2 separate regions of the Mus musculus genome follow, and region 2 is linked to region 1. A link is a contact called in ENCODE Hi-C data. All regions are on one chromosome and are shown on one strand. The core of a region is the stretch at or near the end of the contact, and the rest is flanking DNA. Distances in the headings are between cores, read along the strand shown. Region 1 holds the start of Rab1a (RAB1A, member RAS oncogene family). Region 2 overlaps Spred2 (sprouty-related EVH1 domain containing 2).

Evidence for each region. Hi-C counts contacts between places; a loop is a spot of excess contacts on that map.
Region 2: a map of gastrocnemius shows a loop between it and region 1 (2.6-fold over the local background). The contact joins the enhancer-like site here to the promoter of Rab1a in region 1. A Hi-C loop is called at or near these places in 1 of 37 maps with a recorded cell type or tissue (gastrocnemius).

The regions. Positions count from the first base shown.
Region 1 is chr11:20,197,629-20,205,098 of GRCm38, reverse strand. It overlaps Rab1a (RAB1A, member RAS oncogene family), which reads right to left and starts at 3,687. Exons shown (of 6, transcript NM_008996.4): 1 at 3,447-3,687. The coding sequence starts at 3,469.
Region 2 is chr11:19,982,015-19,988,762 of GRCm38, reverse strand. All of the region lies in intron 1 of Spred2 (sprouty-related EVH1 domain containing 2), which reads right to left. Among named protein-coding and RNA genes, the nearest start is that of Gm39603, 51 kb to the left of the region's middle. Within about 2 kb of position 5,287, at least 3 of the 3 ENCODE cell types and tissues checked have a DNase peak (open chromatin) inside an H3K27ac peak, as active enhancers do; they include gastrocnemius, where a contact is called at or near this core.

The DNA.
Region 1 (7,470 bases), core at 2,438-4,937:
TCAGTTAAGCAAGTGATTCAGACATTACCCTTAATTCCTGTCATAAAGATAACAAGCTTTAGCCGGGCGGTGGTGGCGCACTCCTTTAATCCCAGCACTCGGGAGACAGAGGCAGGCAGATTGCTGAGTTCGAGGCCAGCCTGGTCTACAAAGTGAGTTCCAGGACAGCCAGGGCTATACAGAGAAACCCTGTCTTGAAAAAAACAAACAAACAAACAAACAAACAAAAAAACCAAAACAAACAAAAACATTTTTTTTGTTTCTCCCAAATTAGTTTTCCTTCAGATCATAAAAAATGGGGGGCGGCACACGACACATACAATGAGACAAGTTATAACTTAATCATTATTGATATATTGCTTGTATTTATGATAGTAATAAAATATCTATCATCACCACTAATCTTAAAGCAAGTTTCATAAATCCTTTCCTCAAACTCCTGGACAATTTATTACATAGACTAGAATGCAAATATAAGCCAGATACTGGCATACTTGAGAACTCAGAAAGAATGACTAAATGACTGTCCATTCAGGACATGGTGACTCGTATCTGTAATGTCAGCACTTGGGAGGCAGAAACAGGAAGACTGCTGAAAATATAAAGTCAGCCTCATTTACACACAGGGTGTTTCAGTAGAGCTGGGATGACATCACAATGAGATCTTGTCTTAAAACTAAGGGAGGAGAAAAAAATTCTTCTTGCTATTTATTAGCCATTCCTCTTCCTTTTCCCTCCTGAAAAGCCTTCCGTGCTTCACTTCTATGCTAATAATTCTCTTTTTCACCCTGCTTGTTTAGATTATTGGGGGAGGGATATATGTGGAGAGACCAGAGAACAACCTGCAGGAACCAGTTCTCTCCTTCCAAAGATGGAACTCATAAAGGTGGCAGATGCCTTCGTCTGCTGAACTACCTTACTGGTACCCTGGGGTAAGTTTCTTACTTGTCTCTTCTATAACAATCTTCCAAAACCCAACAGCCAACCAGAACAAGTGACTCCCCTAAAACCACACTGATCTGATCCATGTTGCACATCTGCATGCAGTATCTCCTAATATTTGACATGGATAGAATCTAGTCTGTATGTTACATCACAGGCCCCTTGAGGCTAAGGCTCACACTCCGAAGTCCAAGCTTACATTAAAATGATTTACTCTACTTACAGCATGATCTGGATGGAGAGCTGTCCAAAACATCTTTTATGTACTCATGAACCACACTACTTACTACTTTAGTAGGCAGTAAAAAATGACTTTTTATACTACTTTATAAAAAGAGAAACAACGTCTGAGTAACATCAAATTTTTGTTGCTTAGTTAAATCTCTTACAGTATTAAAAAATAAACACATAACATGGGCTGGAGAGATCAAGTAGTAGTTAAGAATATGTATTGTTCTTGCAGAAAACTCTAGTTCCATTCCTAGCATCCACATCAGCTGGTCACAAGTACTCTTAACTCCAGCTCCAGGAGGTGTCTCTAACCTCAGCAGTCCTCAATCTGTAAGTGGCAACCCCTTTGGGTGTCAAAGGACCCTTTCACAGGGGTCACATACCAGATATCCTATATCAGCTGTTTACATTACAATTCATACAGTATCGAAATTACAGTTATGAAGTAGCAATGAAAATGTTATGGATAGGGGTCGCCACAACATGAAGAATTGCATTGAAAGGTCGTAGCATTAGGAAATTTGAGAAGCATAATAAAAATACTTAAATACACACCTAACAAATATAGGAATCTCCTCAAATAGAACAGGAATTTCAAATAGAAATTAGAAACCTTCCTAATATAACAAATTCATCTTCTTTTTGGTTTCCACAAAAATCTAATTAGGACCCCCAATTCAACTTTGCTTAACTAAACTAATTTTGCCCTGGGAGAGGGGCTGCAAACACAGCACCTGTGTCTCCATGTGAACTGTTCCCAACTTTTTCAAGTACAGAAGCCTGGCCAAGCACATAGCTCTGTGGATACAGTGCCTATCTGAGTTCAATCCCTGAAGCCACAAAGGAAGAATAAGCTCCCAAAAGTTGTCCCCTGACCTCTGAAGCAAGCAAGGTGACACCTGTGCACCTGCAATCACAGGCATCACACACACAATAAAAAAAAGTATGTAAAATTCTACCAAGATACTAAGACCTCTGCTTAACACAAACGGAAAAACCATTTCAGTATTAAACCAGTCTTAGAAAACCTGAACTTAGAATGTCTTTTGCAAGAGTCATGTGACACGCACATGACAAGTCAGCCGAGCTGATGGTTGGACCTTTCATGGGGGCACACTTAGCGGTAACTGACCAAAGCAACAAATAAAGCCCAGCTTTTACGGCAATAGTGATTTCTCTTATTAAAAACCAACAAAAATCCCTCTCCCTTAAAGATTTCTGACACTAAAGTATAATAAAAATGGCATCTCTTAAAGTTATTTTCATATATGGAAACCATAGGAGAATTTTGGGTTCAAAGAGAGAGCCTAACAATGTCTATCCAAGAAAGGAGAAGCGCAGTTCCCATGAAAGGTGCCAGGTGTGTCACATCTGCTACAGTGACTTCTTGAGTAAGCAAGAAAAAGGAATGCATTAACTTTTCATGACACGTCATGGAACCTCATTTCCTATCTACAGGCATTCAAGCAGGTAATCTAAAACCTACATACAACTCTATCATCAAAGGCCCCATTAGTTTCTTTTCAAAACTGTCTGCAAACTTGTACTTTAACTTGGTGGTACCAGGAAGACATTTCTAGTTTATTTTTAGTTCAGTTTTGTTCTTCTTTTTCTTCTTCTTAACCTACTGGAGACAAAAGGTGACTGGGAGACTCATGTCTCCCCTAAACCAAAAATTTCACAAATGTCCAGGATTTTGTAAGGGTCACGTCTCACAAGTCTCACAGAACTCTCCCAGGAGACAAGCCCAAAAGAAAACTAAACATTATAAATAGCTCCTCACCATCTCCTCATCCCCCTCAAGCCCACGCAGTCCCAAGAAGCATCCATATTACCTAAAACCCAACAGGGAGAGAGCTCTAACAAGCTCGGGATTTACAAGTAAAGCCGACGCTGACAGCTCCGCAGAGCCGGCGCAGGGTCTGACAGTGCCCTCTAGCAGAGCTCTCCCACCTACCTCCCCTTAAAACCAAGTCCTCCTCCAGCCGTCACTGCCTCCAGAGACGCGCCCCTCCTGGCTACTGTCCGAGGCCCTCTCCCCAACGCCCAGCCGCGGCACCTAGCTCCCCGCCGGCTGCGGTCGGGACCCGGCCCGCAGGCCCGACCCCTCCCCGCTGCGCTGCGGCCCTCGGCCTTCAGACAATGGGGCCCTCAGGCTGCTCCGTCTCCTTCGCCCGGCCGACCTTCCCGGCGCTGCGCAGCGAACCTCCCGGCGGCCCTCACCCCCGGCCGGCCGCTCTCACCCCGGCCCGCCCCGGCTCTCCTGCACTCACTATTCGGGATTCATGCTGGACATGTCACTGCAGCTGCCGCCGCCGCCGCCGCCACCACCGCCCTTGCTGACGCAGCCGCCGCCCCAACTCTCCGCGCCACAGGTAATGGAAAGGGAGGAATGAGCTAAGCTGTTCCGGTAGAGCAAACGTCGACCCCACTCCGACCCTTAGAACACAATCAGCAGCCGCCGCCACTCAGTGATCGCTTCCACCCAAAATGGCCGCCGGCGAACCAGGAACTGGGGAAGCCTAGGCCAAGGGGCCTGGCGCGGCCCAGAGGGCGGCAGCGTCGCGGGGCACGCTGGGAAAGAGAGTCATGAGCACACCGCGCGCTGGGCAGCCCGACCGGGCCGAGGGCTGTCTGCACTCAGCTTCCCACTAGGCCCCGCGCCCTGAACGCATGCGCACTTTCGAGCTTGTAGCCCGCCCCGTCCCGATTCCCTCACCCCCACACCCCGCCCTTCCTGCTCCCCTCCCCGCTGGCCTGCTGGCTAGGACTTCGCTCGGACTCCCCCTAGCGGATTGGCTAAGGCCGACCGGGCTGTGTTGATGTCATCAGTGAGACGTGGCAGCAGGGCGAGTCGGTGCCCCATCGGGAGGGGAGGAGGAAGGAACTCGGCGGAGGGCGGTGCCGCAGCAGAGGGGGAGGGGGCTCCCAGGAAGCCTGGGACAGTGAGGAGGGGTGGAGACAGCTTGACGAGCTCTGCTCAGGCAAGACCACAGGGGCCATCACCATCAGGGTCTGAGGCTGCTCTAAGGACAGCAGGAAACTCAAGCGGCCTCTGTAGACCTTGCGCTTTCTCACTCACCCGACTCCTTCTCTAATTTTTTTTTTTTTTTTTTTACCGTTTTACTCTAGCAACTTGATGTTGCAATAGCTGCAAATGGACCCTGTTCTAGTCTCTCTTCTGCTCACACAGCCAGATTTCCCTGTCTGAAACTGCTCCTCCATCTCGACCTCCAACCTTTAACATTGTGCTGTTGAGACACAGGCTAAAGTCAGCCTTAACCAGTCTTCTCCTCCTACTTGAGGCCTAGACTTAAAAGTTGAATTGTTTTCCGGGATAGGGTTGGGTTGGGTTGGGTTGTTAAGTTTTGTTTTTGTTTTTTTTGAGGGGGGGGGGTTGCAGTTGCTTTTGCTGCTCTTTGTTTTTTATTAGTACTAATTCTGTGTCCGTCTGCACAACTGGGCAGTAATAAGTATTTTTTTTTAAGCCATGAAACTCTTCAGTACGGACTCCAGAACTAATATTAATACATTTTTTTAGACCTAATGGTGTCAACTTTAATCAGCTCAGGAATTTAAATCTCCGCTAAACTTTAACGCATTATCTTGCGTTATTTATTACAAAGGGCATAGTATAATACACTGACCAAAGTTTATCTTCCAACTTGTTCTAAGCAAGAATATTATCTCCTGGGGCCAACTGTAGATTTACTTTTAATTTCTGAATTTCTGTGACATCAAAATATGCAAAAGAGGCTGTTCTCATGACTAACCATATACTCAGAACATATTTACACATCCCTCTGGCGTTCCTCCGTGTGTCCTGACAGCCTCATCAGACCACACATACATAGTTTTGGGAGTTTTCTTGTTATTGTCTGGGTTTTGGTTTTTGGTTTTCTGAGGCAGAGTTTCTCTGTGTAGCCCTAGCTGTCCTGGAACTCCCTCTGTAGACCAGGCTGGCCTCGAACTCAGTGTTTCCCTGGCCTCTGCCTCCTGGGTTCTTTTCCATACTAACTTCTGAAATGACCCTAGATGGAGGTTTACAGCCCTGGACCCTAAAGCCCACCATACTTCCTCTTATCATTTCACAGAATAAAAACTCTGAAGTGTCCTAAACTCAATTTTTCAAGCAAAAATTTTGTTGTTATTGTTGTTTTGTTTTGTCTTAGGATTTATCATGTAAGCCAGACATAGCATGCCTTTGACCCCAGCCCTCAGGAGGCAGAGATGGGTGCTTCTCTGTGAGTTTGAAACCAGCCTGGTCTACATAGCAAGTTCCAGAACAGAGCTACATAGTGAACCTCTGTCCCAACACCCACCCCAAATCTGTCATTTAATTTTATGTATGAGTGTCTCTTGCCTGTGTGTGTATGTGTGTGTGTGGTGTGCCATGCATGTGCCTCTTGGCCTCAAAGCCCAGAATAGGGCATTTGATACTCTGAAACGTGAGTTATAGTTGGTTATGCTGGGTTCTGGGAACTGAAAACAGGTCCTCAGCAAGAACAAAAAGTGTCCTTACCAGAGAAGCCATCTCTCCAGCCCTAGCTGGGGTTTTATTACTGATATTTTAATATAGACTTAAACATAAAGATTAAGGAAGAAAGCAGACACTCAGAAAGAAAAACACTATGGAGTGCACTACCCCCATACATACAGATACTACCACCAAAACTCCATTTTTTAAATCTCTGTCTCTTTGGAGATAAATTTGCTCCACTTTCATTGACTATTTCATTTCCCAACAAATTATCTTCTAGTAACCTTTAACCTAGCTGACAAACAGAACAATGTGAAGTATATGTAACAGTTCTTCCTTGACACCCCAAAGCCTGACTGTACCTGTGTATGTGGAGGACAGAAAAATTCATATCTTAGTTACTGTGCTACAGTAAGAAAATAAATGAGCGGCTGTCGTGACTGTGGAGTAATGAGTGCCCGCTTCCTACACCCCTACTGCATCAAGGGTGTTATTGAGATTAAGATTCCTTCTCGGGCTGGTGAGATGGCTCAGTGGTTAAGAGCGCCGACTGCTCTTCCAAAGGTCCTGAGTTCAAATCCCAGCAACCACATGGTGGCTCACAACCATCCATAACAAAAATCTGATGCCCTCTTCTGGAGTGTCTGAAGACAGCTACAGTGTGCTTACATATAATAAATAAATATTTAAAAAAAAAAAAAAAAAAAGATTCCTTCTCATGGGCAGTACATGTCAAGGGACACATTCCAGGGCAGAGATGTGTAGGTGTTGGGGGGTACGTGTCAGAGCATACATGTGAGGACAGAGAACAAGTTCCAGGACTTGATTGTCTCAGCAAATGGATCCTGAGATTTAGCTCAGAATACCAGGCAACAAGCACCTCTACCTTCTGATCTCTCTGCAGCCCTTCTGGGTTTTCCCTTCTTTTTTCTCTTTTTTCTCCCTCATTCCCACTCTTTTTCAGATATACATGACACAGTACTTAGTAACTGTATGTGGACCTTGATCTGGGTTTTCGGGGAGCAGGGTGGGTTTGTTTTGCTATTTTGAGATAGGTTCTCATGGAATGGAACTCAGGCTGGCCTCAAATTCACTGTGTAGTTGAGGATGGCTTTGAACTCCCCTCAGCTCCCTGTTCTGTGATTCCAAGCACACCCTACCATGCCTGGCTGCACTTGAAATGTATGCTTAAATAATATTAAATTGAAGATTGCAGCTCTTTGTCTTTAAGGAGATTACAATTCAGTTAGAAAGTCCTGAGAATACAGGTGAGGCCCTTAGGGGAAAGTGCAAAAAGACACTTAAAGGGTGTGGCCTTTAGAGACTGCTAGGAATGAAGGATAGGAGGGATTCTCTGAAAAGAGACACAAAGGATGCATGCTTTTGATTTGATGGAAATAGCCTGTATCTTCATTGTAATGATGGCTAGTTATATAACTATACACACTTGTCAAAGCCCAGGTCACTTGGGTTTGAGTCCCAACATCGCCAAAAGAACTCACAGTCCTATACATTTAAAAAAATAAATAAATAAATTAGGACCAGCAAGATGGCTCATGGCACTTGGCATGAAAGCCTGGCAAACTGAGTTTGTTCCCCAAACCATCTAAACGTGGAAAGAGAGATTTGGCTCCTCAGAGTTGACCTCTGGCTGCCACAGGTGTGCTGTGATATATACATATGCACACACACACCACCACAACAATAACCACAACAAGATTTCATTAAAAACTAAAGTTGTAATTTACTTATATATAAATTGTATGCTACTGCATAGCACTACCCTCAGAGCAAACCAGCAGCCATCTCTATGCTTC
Region 2 (6,748 bases), core at 4,038-6,537, 220 kb after region 1:
GTAATCACTACTGAGTCGGAAACACTTGCTCCAGGAAGTTAAGCTTGTGAGCCGCTCTGGCAACAACAGATCCAGATCCAAAAGCACATGCAAACCACAGTTTTTAAAAAACAAACAAACAAACAAAAATTCAATGGAATTCAAGAATTATTTTAAAAAAAAAATCAAGAATCCTTTTTAAAAGAAAAGGTTAAAAAAAGAAAATGAAAGAAAAGGAAAAGAAAAGAGAAAAAATTCTCTTTAGAACCAAGCACCAAATAACCCTTGGCCCCACCCTAGGTGGGCGCATGACGAGGCCATGTCAGGCTTCCTCCCAGCCAGCACAGTGCTCCACCCTGGATGCTGCTCCTTCCTCCTCAGCACCCCTCTGTACTGTGATTTCCAGGCCACTGGCCGCAGTTACTCCAGGCCCACAAGACACCAGGCCTCTGCTGTGTCTGCCATGTTGTTAAGTGTACAGCATTATTCACGACCTTTTAAAATGCTAACACGGGCACTTTTGGGAAACCACATAAACATTTTATTGTAATAGTTTGTTAACATTCAAAACACCAATTGGAGGTAGCTCAGACTTTTTGTCCAAAAACCACTAAAACATAACAATTTTGACATCAGTAGTTTTGGAAATAAGCTTTATTTAGTTTTTTTTTTGGGGGGGGGGGAGAATGTATCTAACTCTTATAGACTAAGTATGTGCCCTAAAGGGGTGAGTGTCAGGGTGACTACTTTGAAAATTTTGGGGACAAGAGAGCCCTGGGAGGTCAAAGGGTCAAACCTGAACGGAGGTTTGTTTAGGACTCTGCCTTTATTGTCGGTCTGCTCGGCGGAGCCTGGGGTCAGCGTTCATAATTAACCAAGATCTAAGGGATTTCCGGCTGAAGACAAACCGACCCCGCCCTGAGAAAACTCTCCCTCCTGTTTTTACCTGAAAGTAATCAATCAAGCTCTCGGGTTTTCCCTTCACTCTTGCACAAACCATATTCCTGGTCCTGTTTAAACCTCAAGGCCACCGACCAGAATGGTTCCCACCCCCATTAAGCGCATCAGCAATAAAACAAAATCAGTTCTTTAAAACACAAACAGCAAAGGGAGTTGCTTAAAGTTAATAATCTCCAACCCAGGGCTCCGACCCACAGCCACCTTCTTCTCTTGACTATTTTTTGTTTTTTTGCTTTTGCCCTCATTATTGGAGAAAGCAAAGGAAGTGGAGTGTCAGCAAGAAACCAGCTGACGGTGGCCAGGGAGTGTGAAATCTAGGTTTATACTTCATCAATAATGCCCCGAACAGTCTGACTACTTCTGCCCAGTCCACAGATGGATTTCTTTCTCCTGCTACCCCGCCCTCCTCCAAGGTCAAAAGGTCAGGAAATGACTTTACCAAATTCAAAACCTACAAACTCTTTTACAGGCCAGCCCAGCTTAAGATCTCTCCCAAACAAAAGGTGATAACGTAGCCCACAGGAAGGAAGGAGAGCCAGGGCCCACAGGCCACAGGCAGGGTTTTTACGAGCCTCACTTTATATTCTAGTCAGAGCCACCCGTAGAGTGTCCTTTCAGGCGGCAAGAGTTAGTGTTTCATTTTGTGCTCTTTCACCTTGGTTCTGAGTTCTGTCATCTCCTTTACTACAGAGGGAAAGATAAGCAATAATGTCCTATTTTCAAGGTATCTGCTCTGCAGTGGGGGCTAAATCTCCACTCCTCAGCAGACACTGGCTAGGAGGCAGCCAAGTTGGTAGTTATCCAATCATGTGGTGACGGGACATTAGGCAACTTAGTTCCACGCTCCTTTTACGCTAGAAAGAACAGGACTGAGTGGGACTCCTCATTCCGGGAGAAAAGGGACCGTTCAAGGTTACTGACCCCCCAGGACCGAGGAAGGGCGGTTCCCCACCGCTGTCCACAGTTTACAAACAAGGGCTCCATGTTGTGGGAAAAGTCCCTGGATCGGTGCTGTTGGGATTTTAAGATTTACTGGCTTAGGTAACAACTGTGAAGGAATTTTAAGTGAAGAGGAATTACTAACAGCCCAACTCCAGGAGAGAGCAACAGCTGGAGGGGGGTGAGGGGCCATCTGGGCTGTTCCTCCTCAACAGAGGTCATTCCATTTGGCATTTATTAGTCTAACTAGACCTGGTAACACATCCTCTTCTCACAACTGGGTGTGACTCTTTGAATCTACTACTGAGCCACAGCCTCTTCATATGCAGCAGGGGGGGGGGGAGTCAAAGGGCTTTTGAGGTCTCTTTACAACTTCTGTATTATTTTTTTTTTTAATTGGCTTTACAGTCCCTTAGTGTTGCCAAGGGCTTTAGCAAACACACGCTACTGAAACATCTTGCAGAAGCAGAAAACTTGTAGTAGTAAAAATCCAACAGAATACATTTAATAGAAAAAGACCAGAAGCCACCAAGACCCATGACAACACCACAGGCCCAGCTCCTTCACTCAGCATGGAGTTACTACGCAATCATAAAACTCCCAGGGTAAGGGAGTCCTATTGAAGTCTTTTGAAAATGGAAGAAAATGGGCTCAGTGGCAGGGTGTTTGCCTAGAATGTGCATGCGCCGCACATGCGAGTACACACACACACACACACACACACACACACACACACACACACACACGCAGAGCATGGAATGTTTTTAGAATAAACTGAATACGCTACATGTGCTGATAAAAGGCTGTAACTAGCATAGGAGGAGTTTTTTCTTGTTTTTAATGTGCACTGGTGTTTTGCCTACATGTATTTGTATGAAGGTATCAGATCTTGGAGTTGCATACAGTTGTGAGCTGTCACATGGGTACTGGGAATTGAAACTAGGTTCTCTGGAAGCACCGAGCCACCTATTCAGCCTCCCCTCGTTTTTTTTTAGATTTATTTTTTATTTTATGTATATGAGTACACTGTAGCTATCTTCAGACAAGCCATAAGAGGGTATCAGATCCCATTACAGATGGTTGTGAGCCACCATGTGGTTGCTGGGAATTGAACTCAGGGTCTCTGGAAGAGAAGTCAGTGCTCTTAACCGCTGAGCCATCATCTCTTCAGTCTTCTTTTTTTTTTTTTTTTAAAGGCAGTTTCACTGTATATTCTGGGTTGGCTTGAGACTCCCATATGTACACCAGGCTAACCTTGAACTCACAGAGATTGACCTGAAGTCAACATAATAAAGCCATCATTGTGAGCAACACTAGTACCAAGGAAAGAATAAAAGGTCTCTAACATAAGGCCAGTCAACACCCAGCTCTGTATTCTATGGCAGTGTCGACATCTGCCTCCTTCTCACCCTTCCCCTTTCTAAAGATTAAATTTGGCTATTCAAATCTACCTGTGGGTGTGACTGTGAGGACGTACAGAGGTCGGGGCTGCCGGTAGTTAGCTCTTCCTTTCTACCATTTGGGCTGCAGACACAAACTCAGGCCATGAGTTACTAACTTATTAAGAGCCATCTACTCTGGCCTTCATCCTGGTTCTCTGGGACAGTTGCAATTCCCAAGGCACCACAAATAAACCACCTCGCCTCTGGCAACTTCCTCCAGTGAGCAGGTCTGGAAGGGAGTTCTTTAAGCCTAAGCAAAGACTAGATTAAACATAACAGGATGCTCAGAGGCACATCTCCTTGCCTTTGCATACAATCAACCTTAGCCTTTATTAAAAGGCAATTCCACCTCAAAAGACTTTCAAACATATTTTCACTTCAGTATTCACAATAAGCCAAAAGGTGGCAATAATCTAAATTCATTCATCCAGAGAGGACTGGTTAAACAATACACAATGGGTCATCGCTCAGCCTTAATAAACAGTGGAGTCGACAATGGGATGAGTTTTGAGAAAGCTAAGCAAAAGAACCCAGTCCAAAAAAAAAGGGGGGGGGGACAAGCTGTGTGGAAGTGTTGGCACAAGCCTTTAATCCCAGCACTCGGGAGGCAGAGGCAGGTAGACTCTGAGTTCGAAGCCAGCCTGGTCTACAGTGAGTTCCAGGGCTACACAGGGAAACCCTGTGTCTTAAAAAAGAAGGAGGAGGAGGAGGAGAAGTCATTGCACCATCCATTCTATTTATATTATTATCTAAAAGCCATGGAAACAGAGTAGTATGGTGGCTGTCCTGGGCCGGGGAAGAGAGTCAACCACCGTGCCTGGAGTTTCGGTTTTGCAAGGTGAAATGTTCTAGAGATCTAGAATGCACAGAATCAGTGTCACTTTAGCATACACTAAGCAGTTGCTAAAAAATATTGGGGTGAAAAAAACCACTGATTTGTGTGCATGGGGGAGGGGTGTTATGTCACAGTGCAGATGTGGAGGTCAAAGGGCAACCCCCACGAATCCATCCTCAGGCTTAATGACAAGCGTCTTGATTTGCTGAGCCCTCTCACTGGCCCTGTATCCTGGTTTCTGCCACATGAGAAGGGGGTACCTTGAGAAGTAAGGGAGCCACTTGAACTGGGTTCAGGAAGTCTGGGTTGCATGCAGGAACACTCCCAAAGCCTGAAGGAGTGAGCATCACCACTGACAAAAGGTAACAGTCGGCGCATGCGCAGGACCCTCTCCAGGCGCTGCTTCCAATGCTTAAGGCCCGTTACTCTGCTCTTCTGCGTGCAAGGCAGGTCACACACAGCTCAAACCTCTTAAGTACTGGCTTTACTGACAGAAAATGGCGTTTCTTATAATATCATCTCAAAACATCAGACGAGTTAAATAGAACAGTGTACCCCCAAACTCTGAGACAACATTCTAAAAAGAAAAAAAAGGAAGGCTAACTTATCTTTATGGGTAAATCGCATGCATATCACATGTGTGTCCACAAATTCCCTGGCACTGGAGTTACTGAAGGTTGTGAGTCTCCATGTGGGTGCTGGGAACCAAACCTGGGTCATCAGCAAAAGCAGGTGGTGCTCTTAAATACTGAGCCTCTGAACACTGAACAGTCTATATACAATGCAACACACACACACACACACACACACACACACACACACACACACCGGGATATTTTTATGATTAGACCCTTTTTATTTCTTCTGATCTCAGTTTTGAAGATTACTAAAAACAATTACAAGAGTTTTCTAACACTTCCATTTCTTCTCCATGGGAGTTAGCCATGTTTTTAATATTACTCAAGGCAGGAAAAAAAGGGACTGGCTTGATTTCCCCCCCCCTTTGGAACAAGTTCCTGCCAGATTCTGCACACTGCAGCTCTCCGGCGATGTGATGAGAACACATGCCCACCCACAGACACTAACTTTGCTCCTCACCCTCCCTGAGCAGCCTGTGACACATGCTGCTGTGCTCAGCGGATGGAATTCAAGAGCCCCAGTCAAGCAGCAGGGCCCAGGGGGCCAGAGCAATGGCAGGCAGGCAACCGAGGAAGCAAGTGTTTATAAATGAGGAGAGGAAGAGGGGAAGAAAGGGAGGGAGAGAAAAGGGGAGGAGGGAGAGGAGGACAAGAGCAGGGGGGTGGTAGGAAGCACAGAGAGGGGCAGAGAGAGTGTTTCCATTCTTTACAATTGCATGATTTACCTCTTGATTGGAATCTAAATACAGCATCTCACTGAGATTTCTCCCATAATGACCTCAGAAGACAGCAAGAACAGCCGAATCCCAGCACCACTCCCAGAAGGCATAGCGAGGAAGGGTCCACTTACAATCCAAGTCAAAAGCTTTCAAAAGAGAACTGAGGTGCCAGCCTCCTTCTGAAGTATTGGCTTTCTCTATGGTTCTCATGAGCCACAAGGAAATGGTACTTACAACTCAACTCATGTGCATGGCTCCCCTGGCTGCCCCACTTTCAACGCCAAGGCACTCTAGGTGTTAACGCACTGAACTGCCAGCAAGCTAATGCCCAGCAAAAGGAACAGTCCACAGTAGCTAGATAAGAGAGGGCACGTATCCGTTTATACTTCAGAGGGAGGCTTGTGGCTTAAGAAATTTACTCTATGCTTGTCTCTGGCTTCTCTGAGCTAAACAGAAAACCTACAATTTCCAAATAATGACAAAAATTCGTGTGTGCTCCAGACATTGGACAAGTGTGACACAGGCAATGCACGGGTAAAGCCTCTGGTGGGAGCCAGCCATGTTCTCAGCACACACTCTCATACATGTGAACAGCAGGAGCAGGCTGCAGACTCCAGAAACAGGACTCTCAAAAGCACGTGAGTATTTTTAAATGTTGGCAGCTGGTCTATAGTGATTTTAAATTAGCTTGTTTTTATGAAATAGTTACTGAATTCATATAGCTGTAATAGATCCTAAAAAGAGGAGTCTTCCAAACAGCTAAAAACTGGGAAGCTGTCTGTTCCACTAAGATACCATGGACACTATGGTCTCTTAGGATGAATGAACTCCATGACTGACACCTCCCAAGACACAGAGCGGAAAAGCACGTCTTTTGTCTACGGTTACGTCACTTGGCTGGGTTCAGAAAGCGTGGTTATCAAAACCACCATCAGCTGGATTTTGGAGTAGAGCATTCTTTCAGCAACCAAAGTTAAAAGAGGGCTGGGCCTGGGTCCAAGTGCATACACATGTGAGTGCCTAGCCCATGCCTCGCACATCAAAGGCCTCAAGTTCAATCAATATCCACTGACTACTTCTAAGCTGAAGAATAAGACCTTTAGTAGCAGTGGTAGAAGAGAAAGAACTCTAAAGACTATCTATGGTCACCCTGGGCTGACGGTTCACGGTGTTCATCATCAACGGTCACCCTGGGAGCAGCAGCCACAGCTCATGTACAAAGCTCCGAGATCTGGA